2 separate regions of the Mus musculus genome follow, and region 2 is linked to region 1. The links are chromatin loops, found by intact Hi-C in ENCODE. Cell type or tissue: left cerebral cortex. All regions are shown on one strand. Each heading gives the region's core, and the rest is flanking DNA. Links, peaks and the distances in the headings are about the cores only.

Region 1 (12,078 bases), core at 2,709-10,708:
TATAGATGGCTGTGAGTTGCCTCGTGGGTGCTGGGAATCAAATCTTTATTTTCAGGAAGAGAGACCAGGGCTCTTAACCACACACAGAGCCATTTCCCAGCTTCCTAAGGTTTTTCTTTAGGATTTATTTTTGTCTATGTGTCTGTTTGGGGCTACATACATACATGAGTGCAGTTGCCCATGGAAGGCAGAAGAGGGCATCAGATTCTCCCAAAGCTGGTCTTATAGGTACTTGAAAATCACCCAACAAGGGTTCTGGGATTGAACTCAGGTCCTCTCCAAGAGCAATATATACTTTACTGAATCATCTCTCTAGTCTCTAAGTACACATATTTAAAACATGTGCAACACATGTAGACATATCTATGCATAATTATATGTATATATCTATTGCTCTGCAGAAAGTTGATTCACAGTTAAAGAAATATTCAATGATTTATGTTAAACCACTGCATGGTAGATTTTATTCAAGACCTATTATAGCTGGAAGGGCCCATGTAATGAGCTCTGCAATGAGGGAAAGAGATTTGAATCAAGTCTGAATACAATATGGGCGAGTGGAAGCAGGGTGTGGGCCAATGAATGGAAAAACTCACCATCCTGAGGCCCGAGGGATTCCTGCTAAACCAATCTGACAGCATTCTGGGGCTGGTAGAGGATGGGGAACCTGGTCTGGGAGAAGAGAGTGCTTCGATACTTACCAGAACATCGGGTTCTGGGGATCAGTTCTGGTCAAGCTGAATGAACAGGAGCCTGCCTTCCATATGCAGTTTGCATGTGGCCTGGGAGGAACACGAAGCTTGACTGAAGTTTGGCCAAGCAAAAGGTCTTTGTACTTGGTGAGTCGTTAGGATACTAGTGAGGAAAGAAAGACTTTAAAAGTGGCAGACCCGAGAAGGAAGTGCAGGAAAGTCTCCCTCCTTCTCTCTGGCCTGGCCAGGAGGGGCTGCAAAGCTGTGACCCTCCACACTGAGTTTATCATTCTCTCTCTCTCTCTCTCTCTCTCTCTCCCTCTCTCTCTCTCTCTCTCTCTCTCTGTGTGTGTGTGTGTGTGTGTGTGTGTTGAATGGAATAAAAATATTACTATTTGATTTAGTTTTTAAAGTAATTACATTTTTATTTTAAAGAATGAGGGGGAAATTTTTATATCTAGCAAAATGAAGATGAGATTAAATAGTGTTGAAAACCACCACTGTTCTAAAGAAATCAGCAGGTGTCAGGAGGAAAGGCCTGTCTTATACATATTATTATTATTAAGAAAATTTCTGCCTAAGGATAGTATTGGCCAGGAGGCAAATTCTTTCTTAAATGAGTGGAAGTAATATCTCTTGGGTGTAGAACAGGGTCTACTGAGGTACCAGCACAGAGCAAAGAGCAGGTTTACAGAGGAAGGCCAGGGGTGGCTCCCTGCTGATTTGACACAGAGCCCAGGTAGGAAGGTGGTGAGTGGAGCAAGATGCCCTGGAATACAGCACTCAGAAGCCACAGCAAAGGGACAGAGATCAAAAGCAGGACATTTCTTTGAGAAACAGAATCTGCTGTGGTAATTTTAGTGTTTGGAGGATCCCACTCCGAAACAGATCTACATCTGCCTGTATCTGCCAGGATTGGTAAGGAAGTGTATATGCCTATGTGTATTTGGTCGTATGTGAGCATGGCTGTGGGCAAGTCTATATGCATGTATGTACATATTCATGTATACATACATCATGCATGTGTGTTCATAATCTACATTTGTTTGCATATGTGTGATTATGACAGTATGAGTACCTGAGTGTGCAAGTAGGGATATGTGTGTATGTGTTGTCTGTATGTGTCATGCATCTATTTGTATACCTGTCTGTGTGTTTGTGTGTTCCTGTGCACATGTTCAAGCCTTCATGTTTGTAGCTCATTTAAGAGCTCTGGGGCCTTATAGGCATGCACAAAGACTCATTCTTTGTATGTCAGTACAGCTCCTGTGTGCCTTCCCATGTGCTATGTTTTGTATCTGAAATGTCTATCAAAAGCCAACGTGTCTCTAGTGCAGCAGTGCTCAGAAGTAGGTTCTTTGGAATGTGATTGGCTTGTAGGAACTCTGGCCTCCTCAGTATGTGAGAATGGTAATGGATTCTTAATTTAATGGACCTTTAGATGATTTGGAAACTTTAGAAGGTGGGGCCTAGTTGGAGAAGGTTATTAGGATATTCCTTGAAGGATATATTTTCCCCTGCATCTCTCCTCCCTCCTTCCCTTTCTCTGCTCCCGCCTCTCTCCTCTCTCCTCCCCTTTCTTCCTCTCCTGTTTTTTCTTCCTGTTTCCTGATCGCTATGAGGTGGTCAGCTTTGCTCTGTCATGTGGTACCTGTCATGCTCTGTCCCACCTCAGGCCTAGAAGCAACAAAGTCAATTGACCATGGGTGAAACCTCAGAGACAGTGAGCCAAAAAATAATCTTTCCTTTAAAAATATTTTTTACTTTTATTTTATGTGTGTGTGGGTGTTTTGTCTGTATGTATACATTCAGACCATGTGTATTCAGTGCCTGAGGACACCAGACGGGAGTGGTAGATGCCCTGGAACTAGAGTTTCAGTTGTTTTTGAGCTGCCACATAAATGCTAGGAATTGAATCTGGGTTCTCTGGAAGAGTAGCCAGCGCTCTTAACTACTGGGTCATCTCTCCAGCTCCCTCCTCTTTCCTTTCAGAGCTGATTTTCTTAGCTATTTTTGTTGCAGTGATGGGAAGCTAGCACAATGGTCAGTGAATTCCAGTCAAGGGCAGTGGACTCCATGTATGTTATAAGAAGCCCGAAGGGCTGGCAGTGCTGCTCAGTGGTAGAGGTTTGCCTCACATGCTTGAAGCCCTGGGTTTGATTGGCATTGCAACAAACAGCAAATGCCTTTGAGCACAAAAGTTTTTGTGAAGACTCTTGAGTCCATTTCTGGCTCCTGGATTCCAGTATCCTTATTCTGTTTGGAACATCTAATAGTTTTTTGTGCTTCATGTCTGTCCCTACCTTACCTCAATACTTGCCTTCCAGTCCAGTTTCATGAAAGAAGCATGTGACTGGCTGATTAGAATACTATATCTCATGAATTTGGTGATTGGCACACTAATCAACATTTATTCTACAGAGAGGCCAATATAGTTTTTGTTTGTTGGTTGCTTGAGACAGCTGCTGGGGCCACCACATGGTGATTTGGGTTTAGATCTGAAGTGTTGCTCAAAAGCTCATATGTGGAAGACTTGGTCTACAGTTATAAGGTACTGCTCTTGGAGTACTGTGTTATAAGGTACTGCTCTTGGAGGTGGGCCTAGTCAAAGAAAATTAGGGGTGTGTCCTTGAAAGGGTTATTGGACCTCAAGCCTCCCCTTTTTTTCTATTTGCTTCAGAAAGTGGTCAATCAGCCTGTACTACCACGTAGCTCCTGACATTAGGTTCTGCTTTAGAGCTGACCCACCTAGGATTGACACCCTTGAGTCTGTGAGCCAAAATAAATCCTTACCCTCTTTTAAAATACCTTCTCAGGTACTTCAGCCTAGTGATGGAAATCCAATCCTACCACATATGAACACATGAAGTCTGATGATAATGCCAGAGAGGAAACATAATATAGAAAATTTTCATTTTTAAACATCCATCATTTAAACCACTTGGATCGAGCCATACCTGAATTTTAGACTTTTTAGATAAGCCAATAAATCACTCAATTCACTTCACTTCTATCTCTTTAAAGACTTTCGACTGTATGTTCTATCATTTATAATAGGAGAAACTCCAAAAGAATGTTCATCCTGCCCATCCCGGGGGAGTTACACAAAGGAAGCCCACGAATTCAGTGACTCCTGATTCACATCTCAAAGAGTGTGACTTCTAGAGTCAGATGTGTTCCCTCTGGGTCATGAGGTCCCTGAGATTCTCTTCTGGACCAGGAGTTTTCTCTTAAAGGCAACTTTTGCAATGGTTTCTACTTTGGTTCAATCAAATCTGGAGGTTCAATGTGACTACCTTTAGAACAAAAGCATGATATTTCTCCCATAAGGCAAAGGCCATTTAGCTCTCTGGGACACAAGTGTTTGGCTGTCCTTGAGCAAGAAGAGAGAGAGATTTTGAAGTTTACAATTGCCTACCATTTGGGAAGATATAAGTGAAGTCAGCCAAGTCTGTAATTGTCTATCTTTCTTGCCAGCATAGCACATCTGCTTATAAGCTAATAAGTAGTGAATTGAGGCCATGTTTGGACTGTCTTTTCCTTTTCTTTTAAGTCCAAGGTAAACTGTCTCTTGCAGGGGTCATGTTCATGAGAAACACTCTTGGATGGGTGTCTGATTCAGAGCACCCTGGAGGATGGGTATCTCTTTCTGCTTTGCTTTGAAGAGAGATACCTCCTTGTCTTTGAACACATGGCTTGGGTGGGACCAAGGGCCAGCTCACTCTGGCTTGTCCAGAGACTTCATCCTTGGATCACTTTAGAATTCAAAGTCACCGAGCATGCCTATAAGCATCTAAACGAGAGAATCATGATTTTGCTTTTATTATTTTTTTTAGCTAAAATCATTAGGAAAGAGAAGGTCATTCCCTTTCAGGATTGCTGCCTGTGAGGGTTTTGGAACTGGAGGGTCTAGGCACCATCAGTGGGAAATGATGATGGGGGGGTGGGGTGGGGAAGGAGCCACCAAGAGAAGCAAAGAACTGGGGAGAATGGAGGTAGTTGAGAAACACACATACCGAGGGACCAAATCTGTGTCCCCAACTTGAAGCTTGAAGCCCCATTTACATCTGGGCACTTTAATTAGCAAAAGTGTTGTCGTTTCTAGACAGATTTTCTCAAGGGTAGCTGAAATAACCTTGTGAATACATAAATGCCTCAATTGCTTACCATAGTACTGCACTTTAGACATGAAGAAGGCTCAAAGCCAAGGAGCCAGGATAGGGTTCCCAAGGCCCTGCTGGGAGATACGGACATCTGTGACTCTCATGATAAAGCAGGGCTGACTGGACCTGATCCTGCCAGCAGGGGGAATGGTGGTGGTAATGTCGATGTGTACTGGGGAAGCAGCCCACGCTCAGTCTGTTTTGCTGTCACACTTGCGTGTTTGTGTGTGATTTTAACATAAATTAGCTCAAATGTGCTTGATAAATGGAACAACGCCAGTGAAATGCGGTTCATCTGCGAGGCTCCCGGCCTGCCAACATTTTGCACTGGCAGGCCTTGGAAGATGCAGGCAAAGTGCAGGAACCCAGCTGGATACAGCACGGAGGGAGAGAGACAGCATTTCCTGCAGCTCCCAGCAACTCCAGGCCTTTTGCCTCAGGGAAGTCTCCAGTCCATGTTAGGAGTACTTGTCAGTCAGGTCTCACTGATCCTGTGCCCGGGGTGGGGGGGTGGTGGGGGTGGTGGGGGTGGGGTGGGGGTGGTGGGGGTGGTGGGGGTGGTGTAGGGTAGGGGGTGCGTGTTTCCTTCTCCAGGTAACTCAGAAGGTCGTAGTTTCTCTTACATTGACATCCATCAAGCTGTCCTTTCTTCCTGTCTTAAAGGCAGAGTCCTCTATTTTCTCCAGGCTGTGTTGTGTATTAGGAACTGGACATTCTTCTTAAACCACTGGCATCTTTCACGGAGGTTATCTATTTGGGGTTGTCTGCCGCCGTCCTATTTTTCCCATAAGTCTTAATTATTTTTAGTTTGCGATTTTGCAGAGAGTGTGTTTCTTTCCCTCCCCTTAGGAACACATACAACTCATTGCTGCAAGAGCACCTGGTTTTGTTTTTTTGTTTTTTGTTTTTCCTTCTTTTTTTTTTTTTTTAAAAGAAGGGGGAAAAATGAGAAAATATCTGAATAATAGCTAGCTACGGATGTGCTGACCACATCTGTTTGGCTACAGGTCATGTAGGTTTTTCTTGCTATTTCAAAGTATCTCCAGAACTCAGCCTACTTTCTTACCCTATTCTTGACTAGTTGGAAATATAAAGAACTTGTAACCGACTTACAGATCCTATTGGGTCAAGACTGGATGCCTGCTTGGGTTTCTGAATACAATTTTCAACCCTAGAGACCCAGCACGTGCTCTGTCCCCTAGTCTCCAGAAGGAGCCTTCAGGCAAAGCCATATCCATGAACAATGCTGCATAAGCAGATGCTAACACCGTAAAGCATGCAGGATGCAGGCAGCTGGAAAATTGTGCTACAAAAATAAACACCCTGTTTCTGCAAATTGGGCAACTCTCATTAGCCCCAGGAAGCTCGTTTTCATGGTTAAGTAGTTAAGCGGCTGATTAAAGGCACAAGACCATTTAGGCACCTGCTTATTTGTGCATTTTCCTTTTTGTTCCGAACTTTGGCCAGAAGATGGTGCTCGTGAACACACTTTGGCAAAGTCTCTCTCTCTCTCTCTCTCTCTCTCTCTCTCTCTCTCTCTCTCTCTCTCTCTTGCTACAAATTCTACACCTGCAGGTGCTCCTTCAGCTGAGAACATAACTTGGATCTTGCAAGTCCGGGAAAAAGGCGATTTGAAAACCAGCTAGAGGTTGAGTGACTAAGAATGCAACACCACCTGCCTTTTTTTTTTTTTTTTTTTTTTTTTTTTAGATTTAAAAATCCAGTTGAGGAGCATGTACAGCCCCAACTGTTGTTACATCAAAGCACAAAGTCTTAGTATCTTGAAATTAAGGGAAAGGCATTAGAGGAGACTCTAGCTTATGTTTGGACCTGTATTAGAACAGAGAGAGCTTGGCACACCAGAGAGGAGTAGACCTAGATTTAAATCTTGACAGCAAATACCACTCATAGTGGTTTACACCCCCTAGACGTGTTCTCACATGCTCTCAAGAGTCTTTGAGCCATTATGCACCATGCCCACATCAGTAGTAGAGGAAGAGATTTCAAAGCCAAGGAATCCATCTCTGCATCTTCAAATCTGGCTTTTAAGGTGGCTTCTGCTGCTGTTTGAAGACCTTTCTTTCTTTCTTTCTTTCTTTCTTTCTTTCTTTCTTTCTTTCTTTCTTTCTTTCTTTCTTTCTTTCTTTCTTTTTGAGTGTGATGGCCAGCCAGATCTTACACAGAGAAGCAGGCCCAAGTGAGTGGAATTCCTAATCCTACCAGCCATTTTGACTCGCCATGTGCGGGTGTTCTCTGAATGGGTTACCTGTTCCATCTTTATGACATCGGGAGGCTGTTACTCTTATTACCGTGCTTCACAGGTGTGGAAGCAGAGGCTTATGGAGTTGAGATAATTTGCTCAAGGTCAAACAAGAAATAATGATTACAGCTAAAACAAGATCCAGCTGGCTTCCGAGCCCACAGTGTCAATCTCTAGACTGTCAACCTCTCATCAGCCATGTTTCTAGAGTCTACCTTCTCATTTCTGTTCAAAACCTTCTCAAGGGCTTCCACAGCCCCTGGGATAAAGGTCACGTTACTTAGCCTGACATTTAGGGAGTTTTATGAATCACTTTCAAGTGTGGGCAGATTAGAGAAATGGCAACAATATTTTCAAAGGCTGTGTCTAAGACAGTGGCCTCAAGTGGGCATTGCTTTAGTTGCTGGAAGAGCCTGTGCTTGCCCCTATAAGTGAGTATTTATTTGCAAATTATTACGGATTCTATTTTCAACCCAAGCATTGCAAATCATTAAATATTAGGTTATTTCTGATTTGAACACATCCCAAACGGCTTCAAACTTTCCTGCCCATACCTCAGTGGAGGGTCTTGTTCAGTGGAAAAATCCCTTTGACACAGACTCCAGGGATATGGCTTTTCTTTCATGTTGCAAGATTTGTTTATATCATTTGCCCTCTGAGAGGCCTGGGGACAGCATCATCTGCTTCTCTGACTTAATTGTCTCCTAAAAACCCAAAGACAGTGTGTAATTGTTCCAGGAGGAATTACTACTGGGCTTTGATTCTTATAGTGGTATAAAAGTAGCGTCAGCATTTGTAACAGAACTCCACAAAGCATGCTTTGCATGAGCGCTCCTTGCTTCTCATCATTACTTTATGGTGTTTGCTAAGAAGTATGTTTTCCCCCCCATAGTCTAAGTTTCTTTCTCGAGCTAGTGGATTTTCTGTTCTGCTTGCCTGCTCTGTTCTGCATTGGTAAACTAGAAACTGAATTCACTGGACACTGAGATCTGGTTAATGAATGTGAACCTAGTCACCAATGGTTTGGAAGCAGATTCTAGATCTTTGGATGCTCCTAATGGGGAAAAGACAAGCAATTTTAAAAATCTAAGATCGGTTAGAGTCTCATTACAGTGAATTATGGTACGAACTTAGCTATGGAGGGAGGAGTGCAGATTAGCAGTGCCTTGCATTCTCTTTCCCTTGTGCTTTTTATGGAGGCCAGAAGTCATTGTTACCATTCTTCATGTGAGAAAACAGGGGCTGCTTTTACAGAGATGCATCTCTTGGCTTCTTATTTTGGGAACCTTGTGTTAGCCATCTTCCCTTAGCAATTTGAGCCCTGGGGTGAAGGGTTCTGCCTGTTTCCAGAACAGGATGGAGATGGAGGCTTAGAGGTCCCTGAGATGGAAGTGGAAGGACCAAAGTGTGAGAAATGCTCCTGCTGCCATAATTCCCATCATGGTGGGCCATATTCCTTCTTAATCCATGAGCCAAGATAAGCCTTCTTTCCTTAAGTTACATTTACCAGGGGGTTTGTTACATCACACACACTTGACTTAAGCCCCTCCCTCCCAAATTGAAAGCAAGCTCTCCCAAATAGTGCTCAAAGCACTATTCACAATAGCCCCAAAGATGGAAACAACACAAGGCTTCGTTGATGGACGAGTGGATGATAGAATGCAGTTTTTCGGTACCTGCTATAGACCTACCATTCATAGACAGGAAAGACATTCTGATGCATGATGCAGCAAGGGCAAACCTTGAGGTCATTGCCCTAAGTCAAATAAGCCCATCATGAGAGGACAGCTCTCATTTCCATCTAAAGTGGTCAAGTGCATAGGCAGAATACTAAATGGTGATTACCAGGTGTGGCTGCGAGTGGGGAGTGTGAGTTGAATTTCAATTTGAGGCCCACTCTGGTAGCTGGTAGCCACATTTGCACAACAGCATGCTTACATTTGAGGCCATCGAGCTGCTGGCTCAACAACAGTTAATAAATTTTATGTTATGTGTAATTCATCATAATTTTAAGAGACATCGACACCCACTCATCCCAGGGCAAAACACTTTGCTCAAGTCTGTTTGCTTAACCTGCCACCAAATAGGTTGGCCCCAAGGCCATATCCTAGAAGTCTGCATGGGTACAGGGAGGGGCCAAGATGAGTGCTTCTTGAACTGCTAAGCAAGGCCACATGCTTCCTTGCCAGGTGCATAGTCCTCTTCTGTGAAGCCCTCCTTCCTGATGGAGTCCCTTGTTGATCCCTATGGATAAAAATGGAGGACTAGGGAGAGCAGAGCCCTCTTGAGCAGGGCAGGGTAAAAATCAGTTTCGCTTGTATTTCTGCATATCTGTTGTATATCTCTAGGTACTGGGATACAGTGACATCCAAGGCTAGCCTAGAGAAAGCCATACACAGGGCAGAGGCGATTGAGATTGACCTTCAGCACATGCAAGCTGGGAAGAAAGGGTGAATCAGGCAAGGCCTGGTCCACAAGGTCTTTTCACTGATATTGATGTTGATCTCACGTGTACTAAGCCAGGCTAAGTAATATGTGACTTCACATGTAAAATTTCCTGCTGTCCTCATAAGAACTGTATGTGGTTGATACTACCAATCTCCCTGTTTTAGAAGTGAGAAAACACGACCAATATTGGGAAAGGAAGTTGATTACAGCCACACAATGAGGAAGTTACAGAGTCAGGAGCTTGGCCCAGACCTTCCTGTTTCCCACGCAGGGCCTCTACAGGGGACCTGAAGTAGAGGTTCCTGGAACATGTGATGGAACATGGAGATGGATAAAGCTAGTTTCCCTCCAATAACTGCCTAGGTAAAAGTCCTGTCCAGTCACCATTTTGCCACCATGGTGACCTTTTCACACATGGTACCTTTGCACCGGCTATGAAGCTAGCTGTGAGCTCATACTCACTTCCAGCTGGGCTCTTCAGTGAGCACATCCTCCGACTTGGGCTTCTTAGGTCAAGATTAAATGGGTGCTCTTTGGTCTGCTTTAGAAAGCAGCTCTCTATAGAAGGCTTCCTTTGTTGTCAGGATACCTCCCATCATATACACATTCCTTCATCACTGGTCTTTTTATAGAGTGGGTTTCAGCTTTATTCTAGCTAGCTGTTGGTTTGCCGGAAGGTGGATTTTTTTTCCCTTTTAATTTACCTGAGGGATGGGGCAGGCAGCTGATCCAGCATGATTATAGAAGAACTCGAGTCTTAGACAGGGGGTGTGAACCTCAGCTCTGAGTGGCCCTGGACAGATGCCTATATCTCTGAGCCTCCGTGCTCATATGGGCCCATATTCAAACATTTAAGAAACAGCTTTTAAGACCTGTTTATCAGAGGGGAGTGCTGAATGTTCACAGGAAAATCTCTGCAGTGACCACTCAAAACCATCTGGATCCAAACATAGAGGAGCTTTCTGGTTGGGCCGAGGTCTTCCAGATCTTGGACATGCAGTGAGAGGCCCCTGAGTAGGCTGTGGACAGAGCACATCCTCAGGGGGTGATGCTTTAGAGGCTGGGACAATGGGTCAGACATCAATGATGCAGATTTTGTATCAGGAATGAAGCAGGCTCACTTTCTTCCATTGGGACCAGGCAGGGAGAAGAGAAAGAGCCAGTGAACTAACAGTAGTGTGGTTCGGGCTCTAACCAGGGGCTAGCAAGGGACTGCAGAGAGCTTCCCTGAGTCTGCTTTTCTGGAACATCCCTCTCAGAGGAGATGACATTTGAGTTGGGGCTTAGAGCATGAACCAGGGTTCTCTAGAGAGACGGGGTTATTAAAAACATTGCTGGCGGTACAAAGGAAAGCGGAGAGTCCTATCGGAAGAATGGCTGTAGTTTGAATTTAGACTGTTCCCCATAGTCCTTAGCTCAGTGCTATTGAAGGGTGGTAGAACCTTTAAGAGGTAGGGACTATGGGTTCTTGAAGAGGATTGTGTAGCACTGGTCTCTTTCTTTAACTTCCCAGACACTAAGAGATGAACAGAGTCCTCTAACCACGGGACCCCATTGTGATATGCAGCCTCTCCACAGGTCCCAAGGAATGGATGGTATCCTCTGAAAATGTGAGCCAAAGCTAACGCTCTCTTCCTCACAGATTGGTTCATCTGAGGTATTTGCGATGGAAATGAAAGCTGGAGCACAGGGACGGCTCTCCACATTCTGTGACTAGATACTGAGTTGGAATAGTCCTGACTGAGGGCTTCACACAGCTAATGCTTATTGTACATTTAGCTTGGGCCAGGCGGCGCTGGGCAAAGAGACTGATGCATGCGTTATCTAATCCATTACTCTCTGTGCTATTATTAACTGTACTTGGCAGAGGTCAGGCTGAAGTTTCTAGAAAGGTTAAGGAATTTGTCTGCCATCTCCAAACTAGGTGACAAAACCAGAGGCAAATCTGGTTCTATTAGGCTTTAGCCTCTCTCCAAGAGCCGTGAACAAAGTACTGAGTGGTTTGTGTGCTGCTGAGCTGGGATTTCCACTTCCCCTTTGATATGGGGATAACCCGGGGCCACACAGTGGAAGAGCAGAGATGAGAGCATGGGACAACAGTCACAGATTCACTCTGTCCCACCTGCAGTGCACATGAGAGCCTCCCACAGGGACACATGCACAGCCCACTGTCCTGCTGCTGTGAGGCCAACTTCTCAGGGACTGTAGATGTGGCGGGGGAGGGGAGCATGGTATGCTCCTGCTTTGATTTTTCATGTTGGAGCATCTTTGTCTTAGGGTCCAGCATGAATCCCCTGGGACCAGGACAGCCTGACAAACGGATCTGTACTGTACATGGTCTCTGCTTAGCTGCCCCACAAGACTACCTCAGAACCAACGTTTGTTTGTTTGTTGTTGTTGTTGTTTTTAAAGATATGTATATATATATGTGTGTGTGTATATATATATGTGTGTGTGTGTGTATATATATATATATATGTGTGTGTGTGTGTGTGTGTGTGTGTGTGTATATATA
Region 2 (12,078 bases), core at 1,566-9,565, 130 kb after region 1:
TTGTCTGCAGCTAGTAAGCTCTTAAGGCTGTGTCATTCTGATTGTGTCCTTGTTCCTGCAGCCAACTGTTTATAGACATTACAGAATGTCTGTGGTATGTTCTTGTGTATGAGCTTCATGTGTGTTCAATGCTAAGTTACACAAGAGCCAGATTCAAAAAATTTCGAGAAAATGATCAAATTCACAGGGATGCCTAGCATAGAAATTCCATTTCTTTGCTCATAATTTTGCAATAATGTTTTTAAAATAAGCTGTTTCTTTGCCCCCGCAACCTCCAGGTAGTACATAATAAAGGCTCAACTGTCTGCAGGTCGTTCACTTAAAGTACCTGACCATCCTTCAATAGTTCTGAAAAAGCGTGAGGAGCTAGTTGCAGCATGTATTTAATTTAAAGCCTGAAATACAAGTGCAGAGTGGGGGCCACTAATGTGTTAGGATTCAGGTACTATCTATGCTTGTAACTGTCACAGGGGGCGAGGGGGGGGAAGGAGACCATCACAGAGACAGAGCTGGGGTGTTCCACTACACAAAAGAAAGAGCCTTCTGAAACCATCTCCTTTTTTATTTTGACAGTGAGCTATGCCAGGTGGCCAATTTGAATGACCATTAATCAGGGCAACGGGATGTCAAAGGAGTAGGGAGTCATTAGGAAAGGTATTGTCCCTGGAAAGTTTTGCGATTTGCCAAATTAATTCTTATCTGAAGAGACTCGTGAGGTTCCGAGTGACATATGCACCATTTACTCCATCCGAGCCAGGGTGGCTGGGCTCTTAGGCACCTGAGAGCCAGGGTTGGTCTCCATTCAAAAGGGTCAGCTCCATGATGGGCCATCTTAAGGACAGCAGAGGGACAGTATCTATCTGCAGAAGTGAGTGTAAAGTAAGGGGCAGAGTGAGCTGAAAGCCCTAGGGGCTGGTGTCAGCCGGGGGCAGGCCATCCTTGTAAGGCTGCTCATGGCTTGACAGGAGCATGGTTCCACATCTTCAATAAGAAGCTTCTACTCGAGGCGAAATGCCCAGTCTTCAAGGGACAGAGTTTAACTTGCTCCCCCAGAGACCTCGAACATTTCGATTAAACTGTAAAACTGTCAGGAAAGGCAGCATGAAGATTAATAGATAACGTTCTTTAGCACTTTAATTTTGTAGAATTCAAAATGTAAGAAAATGAATTTCCTGGCCTCTCGCCAAAGCAGATATAAATAAATAGAGATCTAGGTTCTAATTCCTGAGAATTTTAATAAAGAGAAATATTTATGGTTTAAAATTACCCCTGAAATTATGCAGCAGAGAATAGATAGTTTATGACTTCAGAGAACAAAAAGAAACTTGCAAATACTTGGTGTTGGCAGATCAATTAAGTGGCAATACATGCTACATTATAATTTTAATCACCATGAAATTAAAATATGGTAATGAGCGTTAACATGACTTCATCCTTTCAAACTATGATTTAATTTATGGAATTCTTCTTGACTGCTGCCTTATTTCTCGGGTTCTTTCTGTCTTGATCCGCAGGCATCTTTAGATTACACCCTTTCCGGTAGATATTATTCAAGACAGCCACTAACTAAATGAGCTCTTCTTTCCTTATCAATTAAGGATCTTGTAGGCTATTCTTACTCATTTTAATTTAGTTCTTTTCCCTGCATAAAATATGCAGGGAATTAGAATAATTTTTTTTTAAAGCAGAAAGGCCTCTCTTTGGTTTCCATATGGTGTACTTTTCCCACTGACACATAAAAGCAGGCCAAATGTCATTTTGCTTTTCTCAAGGTCACCTTCCTTGAGCATATTTAAGGGTAGGAGCAGAGTCTGTTCTTGTTGTCATTGTAGCTGCCACACGGACAGTACTACTTCCCTTGCCTCTCTGCTGTGCACCTGTGATGTCCCAACTCCACCGTGTCCTCAGTGAGGAAGTCAGCTAGCAAAGACCACATTCCCCCTTTGCCATTAAAACCTTTAATTCTAAGCACCTACTTACAAAGCTCCTTGTTGGTGGGTTTAAAACGTATGTCCAAAGGCAAGAAAATGGTTTACTAGCAAATCAGAACCTCTCATGGCTGCCCATCAGCTACAGGACAGAGTGAAATTTTCTATGAATTAGTCCTGTTTAGGTGGGCAGCCTTGTCTCCAGCACTCCCAGTGTTGTATGACATACTCTGCCATCTCCATCAACCCACGCACACCACGGTGTTCATGCCCCCTTGTCTTTATCTGTTTCAGTCGCGGTTCTGTGTGCCCTCTTCTTGTTGCCTTGGATCCTGCCTGCTCAGCTTTTATCAGGACTAAGGAAGTATCTTCAGGGAGCTTTTTCTGAAATCCAGGCTAACAGCATGAGATGCTTTTGTGCTGCAAGATGCTCGGAGGAAACTGGTAAAGGGACCTCTTTGCTGGCTTTCTATTGCTGTGGTAAATACCACGATCAAAAGTGATGTGGGGAGGAAAGGGTTAATTTAATCTCAAAGCTTACAGTCCATCATGGAGGAAACTCGGGGCAGGAAGTCAAGGCAAGAACCTGAAGCCAGGAACTGAAGCAGAGGCCTTGGGGACATGGTGACTGTTGGCTTTCTCTTAGGGCTCATGGTTAGCTACTCTATACCTCCCAGGACTATCTGCCCAGGGTGGAGCCACTCAGAGTGGGCAGGGCCTCACACATCAATCATCAATCAAGAAAAAGCCCCACACAAGTCAATCTGATGGAGACATTTGCTCAGTTGAGGTTCCCTCCTCTGAGATGACCCCAACTTGTGCCAAGTTGACAGAAAGCAAAGAGTACAGGGAGAAAGTACTTCAGGTGGAACTTTTGAAGGATTCCTGTATTGTAAAGCATGGAAGGCTGTTTACATCATGATGAACCAAGAAACAGAAAGAACCCTTGGGAACAAGAGTTGGGCTATAACCTTCAAAGCCCAGCCCCAGTGACTCACTTCTGCCAGGTCATAAGGATTCAATGTGGTTTCTAAATAGTACCACTGGCTGGGACATAATCACTCAAAATGTGGGCTTGCAGTTCAGAGTCAAGCCCTACCACAACCTCAGGTACACTTTCTTGTCTTTCTCCTGGGGTGCTTCTACATCCTGCATAGCCCTGTCACTGACAGTGACACTGGGAAGGTCAGTCTCCTTGTCCCCTTCCCTGTGTCCTGAGGTTGGCAGCTCCCCACACTCCCGACAATACTTAACCATTCTCATTACCTGAGGGAGCACAACAGACATGTGTCGAACTGAATTAAATTGAATTCCACTGTAGTGAGTATTTTTCTCTATTTACTGTCGGCCTTAAATTTGGGTTGTGTGGAATTTTGACATAGAGTACTTTTTAATTTTTATGGAGTTGAAAGTATTGATCTTTGTGTGATTTCTTCTATTGATTTTGAGCTTTAAAAAAAAATGAAGGACTAGTTTTTAAGAGACTCTTTATGACTGAGCTGAGAAATTTTGCCATCTCACTGTTCTCACTGAGAGGAGGGGCAACATGAGGCGGAGACAAAGGAGATGCCCTTCTCAGAAAGCCACAGCTCTTTTCCTGTTCTTCCCAGTAAAGAATGGTATCTGGGTCAAATGCACAAGTAACATTTTGTGTCTTGGCTTTTATGGTTTCCATTGGTCCGTGAAAGCAACCATCTTCAGGCTAAGCAATTCCATTTGTCTTTGGGCCTCTAAGGACAGTCTCTGTGTTGAGAGCTCTTGGATGAAAGAAAAATAGCAACTTCGGCTGTTTTACTGTTTGCTGATTTTATTTTCTCAATATGTAAAATGGCAACTGGCTCAGCAGACTTGGCTGGCCTGGCTCAGAGTGCTCTGCCCTTTGGGTCTTTATCTGAAATGTTAGCTCTCCCCCTGGGACCAGCTCCAGGGTCAAGGCCTAGGTAAGAACTTTCTCTGGTCAGCTTCCTCTCCTTCTAAACCTCTCCTTCTCTCCCATCAATCCCACAGCAAGTCCACACAAAGGCGTGGATGGTCTCTCCTTCAGTGGTTCACTTGTGGTTCAGAAATAACTAGGTTAACACCGACGGGCTCTCCGCTAATAGTGAGCCACATAGGCATGAGCCCAGACCTCGTGGAACCCATAGCCTAGCAGGGGAGCCTGCCACTTAATAACTAACTAATTACACATTTAATTGCAAACTTGCAGGTTGCTACGAAAGAAACTGTGTAGGAGGATAAGAGAATGCATAAAAGAGGGATGAGGGGAAAGTATTCAAGAGAGACTTCATTGGGAAATGATATTTTAAGGTTGAGCGAGTGGGTGGCAGTAAGTAGCATGGAAGATGGGGGGGGGGGGTACAGGGGATGCCAGGCAGGAGAAGACATGTGCAAAGTCCCTGGGGCATATGGCTGTCTAAGGATGCTGCCCTGCCTAGAGAGGGTACCAGCACAAGAGTTCTAGTTAAGAACAGTGAAGATAATGGTACTTACTAAATAGGTGATATGGTAATGTGTGCAATGATGTTTCTCTTCGGTGTTCTAACGTGCTCAGCTTTTGATATGGAAGCATCTGGACTGAGATTGACACCTGTCAATCACTGGTGAGACAGAATAGGATCATGCTGAGAAAAGAGCTCTGGAGTCAGACAGCGTTTAAATCAGCATCCTTTATACCAGGTGTGTAATCCTGGGGACCTTGCTTACTTTTCCTATGCCTTATTTCTTTCGTCTGCAAAATTTAACCATCATAATGATTACAATAGGAAAAATAAAGAGTTCCCATCTCATAGGATAACTGCAGCTCCCCATATAAGCTGCAGATGAGACTTTAAAAAAATAAAAATAAAAAAACAAAACTCCTCCTAGGCCAAGTGTGGTGGTGAACATTCACTCCCAACACCGAGAAGGCCAGGGGAGCAGGCTCAGAAGTGTGAAGTCAAGATGGGAGTTCCAGCCCTGCATGGGTTACATAGTATAAGACTCTGTGACAAAACCAGAAGCAAAAAGAAAGAATTAGAAATAAGAGAGAGACAGAGAGACAGAGAGAGACAGAGAGAAACAGAGAGACAGAGAGACAGAGAGACAGAGAGACAGAGAGACAGAGAGACAGAGTTAGCGGTGAAAGCCTATACCGCTCTTGCAGAGGACTCCAGTTTGATTCCTAGCACACATCTCTCAAACACATGTAACTCCAGTGCCAGGGATCTGACACCCTTTTCTGGCTTCTAAGGGCCCCTGTACACACATGGCACACATTCAAACACACACACCACACACCACACACACACACACACACACACAGAGAGAGAGAGAGAGAGAGAGAGAGATATGAAAAACTAATACAGTAAACCTTTTCTTAAAAATAAAAGAATAAAAATTTTCATCACACAGCAAAACCATGCAATAGCTGTGAATTTTTCAACACCATTAGATAAGTGAATATCTATTTGGGTTTGAATAGTACTATCTGTTATCAGAAGAAGGAAAAGCATGATTTTTCTCACTTGCCTTCTACCCAAGGAATCTCCCTTCTGAGTATGTCTATATATAGCTGTGCTGGTAGAAAGTGGAGCAGAGAGCACGATTCCCAGATGATAAAATTATATTTCTGTTTCAGTCATAATTACATACCTCCGGAGCTCCGCTCATGAATCCAAGCAGACTCAGAGTTGCTTTCACTTTTAAATGCCTATCAGTCTTGGAAACCTTTTGGCAAGATTCTAGATCTTTCCCAACTAGGGCAACTTAATCAGAATCCCGATTCCTCTCATTCAGTAGTGATTGCTCAAGCCTTTGGAACGCATTGTCGAACCTGCGGAGGACTCAGCGAAGGCACCGGGACACTGGGCTCTGCTCATTCCTGAGACTCAGCCACAGGCAGGAAACATCTTGTGAATGATTAATTACTTTAGACTCTTGTAGCTTTTATTTCCAGCTTTAGGGTCTGCATTTGATTTTGGGAAAGATTAGGGTTCTTCTTCCACCTGACATTTCTGTACTGGGTTGACTAATTTACCTTCTACCCAATGAAGCCAGACAAGAGCAAAATGGAACAGAAATGCTCAAGGGTCAACTGTTGAAAGAGAACAGTTGTGAACGACATGAGTGCATGTGTGCATGTGTGTGTGTGTGTGTGTGTGTGTGTGTGTGTGTGTGTGGCAGGGAAGAAGTCAGTTTCAGCTGTTTTTCTTCCTTAGGAGCCAACATCTTGGTTTTAGAGAGAGGGTCTCTCATCTTCATTTGGAGACAAGGCCTCTCCATGAGTAAACCAGTCTGGCTAGTTAGCAAGCTTGAGGGATTGGCCAGTCTCCTTTTCCCAATTCCTGTAACCTCAGGGATGTGCCACCAAGTCCAGCTTTCTTCACATGGCTGCTGGGGTGGAAGGCAAGTCCTTACACTTTTATGACAAGCACTTTACTCCTTAACCCAACTTACCATTTTCTCCACATAAAACAGATCAGGAGAGAGGGGAAGAAGGAGAGAGCTATTTAAAGATGAATAACTTTAATCACAGCATCGTTTTTCTGCTTTATCATTATTGATGTTAACCTCTCATGATGCCATTTTGTAAAACAGACTTTCTTGTAGCTTATATGTATAGGGAATATACAGTATGTGTAGGTTCAGTACCACCTGTAGCTTCATGGGTAAAATGGTTGACTTGCATACTTTACGCTGTAAAACATATTGAGAGCAAAGATTCCAAGAGCCCTAAGGTATTATTCCTAAGCCAGAGGGACTTAGACGTGTGCTGGGCCCTCTCTGCAGAGCGCCACACTAACTATTTCTCGTATGCTAACAGTTTAACTTGAACGACTGCTCTTGCAGGAAGGCATTTTGATTGTGCTCATCTTACAGGGAGCTTAGGTAATCTGTTCAAGGTCATACAGGTAGCTGGCAACTGGCAGGGAACCCCCCACGCTCTATCACAGGCAGCCTGCTTCTCTGTCAACAGGGTGACACACTGTTGAGTGTGTCATCTGTAGTCAGGCATTCTGGGGTTTAACGCTGCCTCCGCTTAACCATGTGACCCTGGGCAAATGACTCACGCTTCCTACACCTCGTCTGCCTAATCTGCAGAGAAGCTAATCCAAGTACCTTCTTCACAGGACTTCTAGATGGATCCAATAAAATAAATAGATGTCACGTTTGGTGTTCAGTAAATATTAACCACCATTATCATAAATAAGCTCTGTAAGCAAACCATCACAAAGGCATGTAATATATTTTAAAGCTGCCAAATTTTGCTTCGTGTGTCTACCTGAAGGGGAAAGCGAATTTAGACTACGCTTCAGAAACGCTAAGTCTCTTTACCTCCTTTAACCCGAATTCCAGTCAATGACATTAACAACCCAAGTCTTAAGAGCTGGCTTCTGATTCCACCTCCTTCCACCTCCACTGCTGCTAAGAGGCCTCATACAGGGTGGTGATTTGTACTCTATAAACATCTCTTATCTCATTAAGAAAGGAACCCTGGGCTTGTCATTGCATGGGTTTGAACCCTGACACTCAAGAGATGGGATTGACAGGACAGGAATTAATCAAGATACCCTTATTGGTTTCAGCTGGGCAAGATCCATACCTCTGTGGGCTCCCACGAGGAGAATGGCAATAGGATTATTTAAAGAAAGGTCTCAGAGATGTGTGATGCATTTAACCATAAAGGCATCCTGTCCTCAGAACACTGGGGGTTTTAGCATAGCATCAAGACCAACCTGACAGGAGACTGGAGAGGCCCAGAGTCCAATGTGACTTATCACACTAAGTACACTTGTCTCCCACGGCAACGAGTTACTGGGCAGTGGGAGACAGCAGGCCTGGGAAAAGCATTCAGGGGAAGGGTCAACAGGGAACCCGTTCTTTGCATATTTATCCAGGTCCAGATTTGGTGGATGGTTTCAGAATCCGTTAAGTGGTCATCAGCATTCTCAGCTGTTCTTGGGGGGGGGGGCATGGTTGCTCCAGAGGGAAGAGGAGTCTGATTGGCTTCCTGGTGCTTATTTCAGGAAAGCCAGACATCTAGGGAACCAGTCCACGAAGGCCAAGTGCAAAGGATGCAGATGCGCATACAGACACACCACAGTGGCTCCCCATAAAGATTTCTCCAACTTCAATTGTTGAATTTAATAAATATTTATTCCTTTGCTCCCCAAAGAATTCCTAGAGATCCAAATGCGTTGCAAGCACATGCTTGCATGCCTTTCTACCCACCTGATTGCAGATTTAAGGGGGACAGAGACCACATGTCAGTCTCCTGATATTTCCAAAGTCTGGCACAGAATCCAGACTACAGTACACGCTGAAAGAAAAGAAAAATGACTAAGTAGAATTTTATGAGTATACACAACCTTTTAACCTGGGCTTCTGCTTAATTTAATTATCACATTAAGCCTTTTATGAACCTGCTTAAACAGGTGAGGAGACCGGGGTTCAGAGAGGAAGTGCAACCTGGCCAAGGTCATTTGGCTGAGGAAGCCAAAATTGAATTACAGGTTAAACATCTAATGGGTGATTAAGACTCACATAAAAATCAATCAACCTATTATCACATTAAGACGCTAACTAGAATGACTGGAAGGAAATGCCTGGGAATGTCAGTAGCATCAGAGAGCTTACATTAATTGCCTTCGGGCCCACAGTACCGTGCTCAGTACTGAAAGAGGTAGTCCACACAGATGGTAGGGCTCTCTGGTGGAGTTTTTAAAAATAAAAAGCTGTGTGTAAAGTATAATTATGTATAAGAGGAAGATTATCACCACAGTGAACTTGAGTTGATTTAAATATGGACCAGATGGATGATGGTGCTCTGGGATCAAAGACTGGGGTGCTTGAATCACTACTGTTCCAAGGCTATGCACAAAGCTGGTGCCCAGTAATAGCTGTTGAGATAGAGTCCACCTTAGGGTGGGAGGGTTATGTAATCGCTGTGTCTGAACACAACAACAATCCATAGAAATAGGGTCCGAATGAATGTGGTCTTTGGGTGTAGGGTATCATTGAGATAGAAGTGAGAGCCTTGGGAGAGGTTTCTTAGCTTGACTATCCTCAGGGTCAGCTTTGCAGCTCTGGCCACAGACACTGGGCAGGTGGTCCAGGCTGTGTCATGTGTTCCTAAGAGAGAGGCGGAGGAAGACCATTAGGACCACATCTTCCCCTCAGCTCCAGAAGTGCTAGAGGCTCAGAGGAAGCACAGAGCAGGTGGGAATTCTGGAGGGTACCTCAGAGTCCATGGAGAAGCAATGGGATGGCCATGCTGAGCCAACAGGCACTGCTGCTGGCCCAGCGGTTGCTGCTGATAGTGGTTGTGGGGTCAAGGTGGGAGCAAAACATGTAGCATAGAGATCCTAGGCCCTGGGCTCCACAGAGAATTAGTGCATCACGTACATTCAACCAGGGATGGGGTGCAGTGACATGCTAGGAGGAGCACATATGTTCCTCATAGGTGGTGGGGCTGGAAATATTGATTATAGCTGAAAAAGAATTAGCTTAGGACCAAGATAAACCCTGTGAGGGGAATGGGAAAACTAGAGATGGGACAGAATATTATAATGCTTTCTAAAACGCAGCAGATCAATAAGAGCTAGTGAAAGCTGCTGTGTTCCAACAGCTGGAGGGCACTGAGTCTCACCCTGAATTCTCTCTTTCACAGGGGTGTTGCCTGCACAAGCATGCTCTCTCATCTACATGTCATGGTCTCTCCTACTGGGTGTGTCATCTACATATCAAAGTTTGTAAGGACTTAAAATAGGTGAGTGTATGTAAATGTGTGTGTGTGCCTGTGTGTATATGTGTGTGCCCATGTGTGGGTATGTGTATAAATGTATGTGTATTATGTAGTATGTATGTATGTATTGTGTATATATGTATGTATGTTTTGTGTGTATATATGTATGTATTTATGTATGTATGTATGTATGTATGTATGTGCTTAGCACATGGCCTGGCATGATAACAGTCACTGGATATTAACTGCTGTTACAGCCACTACCACCTCAGTTTCTGCCTTGAGGCATGACCTCTGAGTGTTTGATGCTATTTAGGACACACCCACACACCGCACCTATTTTAGATAGTCTTCTGCATCCATTCCTTCCATGCCTTATTAATCCAACGGTACCTACAAACACTGCCTAGGCTAGTGCTTGGACTCTACAAATGGAAGCAACCACAAGGATGTTACAATTGCATTTGAAAGCGTAATTATACTAGCGTGTATTTATAATAATTATAACTTGGCACTAAACTGGGTGCTTTTCATATATTAGTTCATTTAACCCTTTAATGGGGTTCAATCCTTTGAATCGGGAACTGCTAGAGTCTCTGTTTTGCAGATAAGATTACTACGTCATGTACCAGTGGCAGACTTTTTATTTTTAAGGCGTATTTATTTTTGTGCTATGGATGGTTTTTGCCAGCATGTATGTGACATGTGCACTCAGTGCCTGAGGGGGCCAGAAGAGGGCGCCAGATCCTCTGCAAGCAGAGTTACAGACAGCCTTAAACTACCCTGTGGGTGCTGGGAACCCAACTGGGGTTCTCTGCAAAGAGCAGCAAGCACCCTTAACTCCTGAGCTTCCTCTCCAACTCCAGGCTCTTGTTCTACAGGGGAAGAGGGCCTGGACCCCAGACTATATTTTGTTCCATCTCTTACTCTAGTTTCTCCCTTTGTTTTTCCCCTCTCTTGTTATTAGTATCTCTAAAGCAGTGCTTAGTTTATTGGTGCAGTTATAGGCCCACCCAACAGGGACATGAGAGGAGAAGGGTACACAAACTTGGAAAACTGGCATTTAACCTCACTAATAATAAGCAGCAAAGTGTGACTGGAAGTAGAAATGGTGCTAACTTAGGCACAATTTATTTTTTATGGAGAAATCTGCAATGCACAGGGAAGCAGCCCCATTTTCTATGCCCAGTATAGGCACGGACAGCTCTTGGGCAGGGAATTTTCACCCAGTAATAATGGCCAAAAGGGGGCCAGTCCCAGGGAGGCTGTTTACCCATTCGACACAGCCATGGTGCTGCTTGAGAATTTATCGGAACACCACGAGGGAGATTACACTCTTCCCATAGGATTCCACTTAGAAAGAGGTTGTTCGTTGCTGTTTAGTTTTCCCTCGCTGGCTGCCCATCTGATTTCTCTACCCTGGGGCTAGCTGGGATACCAGGTCTGAGGCAGGGCTTCATTCATTACCATAGTATCCAGGGTGCTGTGTCTACAGAGGGGATCCAGATACAGCCAGAGTCAGAAGAACTAAGAGGAAGGCCTCCTTTCTCATGACAGGCAGGAATTTCTAGCTTCCTTAGTAGCAGTTACCTACTTACCCTGTCAATGGTTGAAGCTTTGTTACTGTGATTCACATTCCCCTCATCTCCTCTTAGAGACCTGGGTAGTCCTGCCCAAGGGCGTGCAGGCTTTCCTTAACAGCCCTCTCCTTTCTGAGTACCACTTCAGAGGGAAACAGGCACAGTCTCTTCCCAGCAGCCTGGAGGCCCTGAGCAAATGAAATCATGGTCATGACCTTCCCACTAAGTCCCCTTGGACCTGGTCAGCTTCATTCTTGATGCCCTCCCTCAGGGCCTTAGAGAGCACCCTTTTAAATCCAAGTCCTGTTAGCTTTGCCTGGGTAGGGAGGGAGGGGGGGTCACTGAGTGCAGGGTTATGCATCTCAGACTCTTCCCGATGCCTGTTAGTGATTTTCTCCTGCCCCCCACTCTTTCCTGACCCCATAAAGAAGCCACAGTAGTAAAGCTGTCAGGACGTTCTCCTAGAGAAAAAGAAGTGCTGAATGGCAGTGTTGTCCATGGCTCTTAAACAAAGGCGAGGGCAGATCTGGGGGAGGGTCTGGTGTTGCTGAGGCTGCAAATGAGAACGAGGGGAGGATGGGTTGAGAGGTCCACATCGTCAAGGGTGTGGTTGCTATTCCTGTAGCTAAGTGGAGTAAAGAGGCTGATTTTTTCCCCAAGCCCAATTCTTCTGTTCACACAGTTCTGGTTCTGGTTCTGGTTCTGGATGCTGAGTATCAGGGAGAACCTTGGATCAACCTAAAGGTTCTATAACTGCTTGGGTTGAGTCGTCAGCCCATGGGAGAGGGATGTATGGATGCACTGAAGCTCATTACTCTGTGCGTCACCCGAACACACCACAGCCCAC

What was found. Peaks named below come from ENCODE experiments on the same cell type or tissue, not always from the same donor. Only the 100,000 strongest peaks of a DNase experiment are listed, where the experiment ranks them.
Region 2: it touches region 1 in a loop (2.8-fold over the local background); 2 of 42 quality-filtered maps call a loop at or near these places.

The regions. Positions count from the first base shown.
Region 1 is chr7:113,603,025-113,615,102 of GRCm38, forward strand. No RefSeq gene overlaps it. Among named protein-coding and RNA genes, the nearest start is that of Far1os, 44 kb to the left of the region's middle. In left cerebral cortex, for the core only: CTCF peaks have their summits at 4,979 (motif pointing right), 5,179 and 6,308 (motif pointing right); DNase peaks (open chromatin) are centred at 5,083 and 6,264.
Region 2 is chr7:113,732,452-113,744,529 of GRCm38, forward strand. No RefSeq gene overlaps it. Among named protein-coding and RNA genes, the nearest start is that of Gm5600, 27 kb to the left of the region's middle. In left cerebral cortex, for the core only: no CTCF peak of the experiment used is centred there; DNase peaks (open chromatin) are centred at 5,591 and 6,936; H3K4me3 peaks cover 392 bases.